Regions from separate parts of the Homo sapiens genome. Here region 1 is linked to region 2. A link is an interaction called in ENCODE POLR2A ChIA-PET data of the cell type or tissue named here. Cell type or tissue: Caco-2. All regions are shown on one strand.

What was found. Peaks named below come from ENCODE experiments on the same cell type or tissue, not always from the same donor. Only the 100,000 strongest peaks of a DNase experiment are listed, where the experiment ranks them.
Region 1: POLR2A ChIA-PET joins it to region 2 with 7 read pairs; 3 of 35 experiments call an interaction of 5 or more read pairs at or near these places.

Annotation. Positions count from the first base shown.
Region 1 is chr11:14,317,780-14,320,279 of GRCh38, reverse strand. All of the region lies in intron 1 of RRAS2 (RAS related 2), which reads left to right. Among named protein-coding and RNA genes, the nearest start is that of RRAS2, 40 kb to the left of the region's middle. In Caco-2, no CTCF peak of the experiment used is centred here; no DNase peak of the experiment used is centred here.
Region 2 is chr11:13,938,904-13,941,403 of GRCh38, reverse strand. No RefSeq gene overlaps it. Among named protein-coding and RNA genes, the nearest start is that of LINC02683, 15 kb to the right of the region's middle. RefSeq lists an enhancer at 2,315-2,500. In Caco-2, no CTCF peak of the experiment used is centred here; DNase peaks (open chromatin) are centred at 936 and 1,203.

The DNA.
Region 1 (2,500 bases), 380 kb before region 2:
GTGGTTTCACAGGATGCCAAAGGTTTAGTTGCTTGTATGTTTCACTCAATTGCTTTCTGTTCAATGAATAAAATCAGCACCGTGCATTAGAACTTTGCAGACTCACTGCAAAGGAAATAGCAGGAGGTAAAGTGACCTCAAATGAATGTGGCTTTTTTTGTGGGGTGCGGTGGGTGGGCAGTGCTACAACTTAATAAACAAATTGAGTTTTGCAGGAAGAAAACCTTTAACCCATCTTTATACTCTCTCATGGTGACATTTTTCTTCTGCTATCATTCCCATTCTTTAAACATTTTTACAATGATTAGTTCATTTTAAACATGTAACATAGCTACAGTTGAGTTGTTTAGTTGTTTTATAACGTATATGTTTTTCGAGTCCATCAGTAAACTGGAATTATAATCTTATTTTTGTTGTTTTGATCACACAACTTTTCTGCGCTCTGAAAAATACAACTGATACTTACTTCTCTTCACCAAAAGTCTTTTAGGTAGGTTTATCACCTTTTATCAGTTGAGTGAGTAAGATATTTTGAAAATATTTTACAGGGGAAGTAGCAGAAATTCTCCATCATGTATGGTAAACTTGCAGTTATCTGTGCTCTTAGAAGACAGAGGGAACCGGCCGGGCGCGGTGGCTCACGCCTGTAATCCCAGCACTTTGGGAGGCTGAGGCGGGTGGATCATGAGGTCAGGAGATCGAGACCATCCTGGCTAACAAGGTGAAACCCCGTCTCTACTAAAAATACAAAAAATTAGCCGGGCGCGGTGGCGGGCGCCTGTAGTCCCAGCTACTCGGGAGGCTGAGGCAGGAGAATGGCGTGAACCCGGGAAGTGGAGCTTGCACTGAGCCGAGATTGCGCCACTGCAGTCCGCAGTCCGGCCTGGGCGACAGAGCGAGACTCCGTCTCAAAAAAAAAAAAAAAAAAAAAAAAGACAGAGGGAACCTGAATAGTTAATATAATTTTTATTGTAGTACAGGTTTTACTCACATACCTTGGGAAAAGCTTCTTTTCCTGCTTGGCATTATTGCCAAATGTCAGGATTGACGGAGGTGTATGGGGAGATGGATTTGAGAAAATCTGGACATGTTACTCCATGAATCTAGAGAAAGCAGGGGCAATACATTTATTTTTGTTTTCTGAAGGTAGCTCTCATTGTAATGATGTAATTTGGGGCACAGAATTGAGCCAGACTGCTGGGAATCAATTTCTGCTCCATGCTTACTAGCCTCGTGACTGGGCAAGTTACTTAAAGTCTTTCCTCACCTGTATGATGGAGACGATAATAAGACCACCTACTTCATGGACTGTGAGGTTTCAATGAATTAATATGGTAAAGCACTTAGTGCCTGACACATAGTAAATGATAGCTGTATTGTTGCCAAGTCAGTAAGTGTGAGTCAAAGTATACAGATATGTTTCCCTGAAGGAATTTGAAGTTTAATACTTAAGTTTTGTAAAAGTCTGATTTATATTTACTTTTCAATAGTCCAAAGTGGGGACTGAAAGAATGTACAAAATGTCCGTGTTTGGGTTATCTTTCCTAAACACTCTGCCTTCCTCAGGAAACATTTCTTCTGTCTCAGCTGTTCCACTGCCCTGCTGAGCTGGAATGACTACAGCACTGGGAGACACAGGTAGTGCTGCACCTGGCTGGGCTCAGGAGCCTTCCTGTGAGAGAAGGGTTTTGCTTTTCTTATCAGGATGGTTAATTGAATAGGTGCCATCTCATCCCTGGGCACTCAAGGTTTTTTTTTTTGTTTGTTTGTTTGTTTTGAGACAGATTCTCTCTCTGTCACCCAGGCTGGAGTGCAGTGGCATGGTCTCAGCTCACTGCAACCTCTGCCTCTCAGGTTCAAGTGATTATCCTGCCTCAGCCTCCCAAGTAGCTAGTACTACAGGCATGCGCAACTACGCCCTGCTAATTTTTGTGCTTTTAGTAGGTAGAGATGGGGCTTTTCCATGTTGGCCAGACTGGTCTTGAACCCCTGACTTCAGGTGATCCACCCGCTTTGGCCTCCCAAAGTGCTGGGATTACAGATATGAGCCACCACGCCCGGCTGCACTCAAGTATTAAAAGAAGTGAACATCCATATAGGATTTATTAGGATAGTTACTCATTTGACAGGTATTTCTCTAGGGTTTACACATAGAAAAGCCTTCAGGATTTTGCGAAGACAGGGTTTCCTTTTCCTGTATAAAGGACAGCTTTAGTCCTAACAGTGAGGGGAAATATCATGAAAATGATTCCTTTATTCTTCCTGCTCCGTTTGAAAATGACCTGATTCTCTTTTAGAAATGTGGCTTATTTTACAGTTGTCCTCTTCATACATTTATTTACTTATTTAGAGACATTCTCTCACTCTGTTGCCCAGACTGGAGGGCAGTGGTGCAATCGTAGCTCACCTCAGCCTTGCACTCCTGGGCTGAATTGATCCTCCAGCCTTGGCTTCCTGACTTGCTGAGATTACAGGTATGAGCCACTGTGCTCAGCTCCCC
Region 2 (2,500 bases):
ATTAGAGGGCTTTGTTAAACCAGGAAACCACCAAGTCCTGGAACAGATCCATAAGCCCCTGTTAAAACATTAACAGTCACACCGATATTGGGTTAAGGGCTCTGGCCAACAATTGAAAAACAAAGGAAGTATTTATTGAAAAAAGGTATATATATATATATATGCAAGACATTAGATTATTTTATAGGATTCTACTTTTATATTTACAGCATCTCTGCAAGTAGGTATTAAATAGCCCCATTTTGAGGGATGAGAAAACTGAGGCTCAGAAAGCTTGTGTACCTTGCCTGATGCCATAGAGCTAGTAAATGGCAGAGGTGGATTTTGATTAGAGAGTGTTACAGCAAACAAAACACCTTTGCAACATCCTGCAAGGTGGACAATGTGTTTCCCTTGATGCATGGATTCTGTAAGGTATAAATACCTTCAGCTCTTCCGTCCTTCTCTCTCTCTTGGACTACAGATGCATCCATGGAGGTGCAGAAACTTTAAGTTACACTGAGCTTTCACCCTCATCTTGGGAAACTGAAGCAGTGCAGCAGCTCCTTTGTGTGTCGTGCTACTTACTGAGGGAAGGAATTAGCCATGGTGTTCCCTCATCTCTAGAAACATCAGCAACCACATCCTTGACAGTGCAGGTCTCTCTCCAAACCCCATTCTCTATGCACAGCCCACAACAATGCCAGAGACTACCACAGAGCCACCCGGTTTCTTTCTTTAAGAGCCACTAACAACACTTCCATTCTGCATACCTGTCTCATAGAAAATGTCCTGACAGCTTTACAACTCTGACTTCTTTATGGGGCAGTGGAAGAGTGAGGGATGGGAGAAAATCAATACCAGGCAATGAAGGGCACAGGAGCATGCTTCCTGCCTGTGCTCTCTGACCCCCTGCCCCACCCGCTGCCCTGGGCCCAGGCGGAGCTAACAGTACTTAGATTTAAAAGTGTGCTGTCCAAGACCCGGAGGGCATCAAGAGTGGAGGTGACCATGTCCAGGAAGACTATAGGGAAAGGTCATGACCAGGAATTCATTTGCTCAGGACCTCCAGGCTGCTGGGAAGGGGATGGGGTCTGGGTTGGGGCGATGAAAAAAAGAGTATTTGGAATTAAATCATTGGCAGAGAGCTGTGGGCCCCTTCCTTCTGAAGCAGCACTCAGAATGAAGTAAGGATGTTAAAGGAAAAACAGTATCCCCTGGGGCCAGAGTGACGGGGCAGCCAGGTCATCAAGAAGAGATGAGAGGAATGTGAATCACAGTGACAAAGTCAGGCTGTTCAACTTTGGAGAGCTGGGAGGTGTCCTTAATAAGGAAGCTAGAGTTTCCTGCCCACATCAGGAAGGGACTGTTCTTGGGCTCCAGCTCTACCTGGGTCCTCTGGAGACAGGATCCTAAGGGCTACGGTAATTAATGTGACCCTGTAGCAGAAGCTGGCTTCTCCCAGTGAGCCCCATGGGAGAGATACCAGATTGACAGGTAGTTGGGAGAATAGTAAATAGTACCATGTGACCCCTTCTTAAATGGAATTCCCATGAGAAGAAGGTAATTTCCATCATGGCGTTATGAAAAATTCTCAAGCAGCTCTATGGCTGTGTGTTAAATGAATTAAATGACTGTTAAATGGAATTGCCTTTTGCAGCTGTTATTACACAGTGCAAGTTCCCTGCCAAAAGGGCTGCACCAACTTACCTTGTCACAGGAAAAAGAACCCCCTTCCCTGTGGACTCGGGTTTGCTCATGTAAAAATTGTTGCCTAAATTAATACCATTTCGATTTTAATTTGCATTTAATTGCTCATTAGTGAAGTTAAATGCTAGTTTTCCAGATTTGTGTTCCCCTTTCCTTTTGCATTCCCTTTCAGGTGAATCTATAACCTTATTATGAAAATGAGAGGGGGCGGTTCCAAGATGGCCGAATAGGAACAGCTCCAGTCTACAGCTCCCAGCATGAGTGATGCAGAAGACAGGTGATTTCTGCATTTCCAACTGAGGTACTGGGTTCATCTCACAGGGCCTTGTCAGACAGTGGGTGCAGGACAGTGGGTGCAGCTCACCGAGTGTGAGCTGAAGCAGGGCGAGACATCACCTCACCCGGGAAGCACAAGGGGTCAGGGAATTCCCTTTCCTAGCCAAGGGAAACTGTGACAGACAGCACCTGGAAAATCAGGTCACTCCCACCCTAATACCACTTTTCCAATGGTCTTAGCAAATGGAACACCAGGAGATTATATTCCGTGCCTGGCATGGAGGGTCCCATGCCCACGGAGCCTTGCTCATTGCTAGAACAGCAGTCTGAAATCCAACTGCAAGGCGGTAGCAAGGCTGGGGGAGGGGCGCCCACGATTGCTGAGGCTTGAGTAGGTAAACAAAGCGGCAGGGAAGCTCGAACTGGGTGGAGCCCACCGCAGCTCAAGGAGGCCTGCCTGCCTCTGTAGACTCCACCTCTGGGGGCAGGGCATAGCTGAAAAAAAGGCAGCAGAAACCTCTGCAGACATAAATGT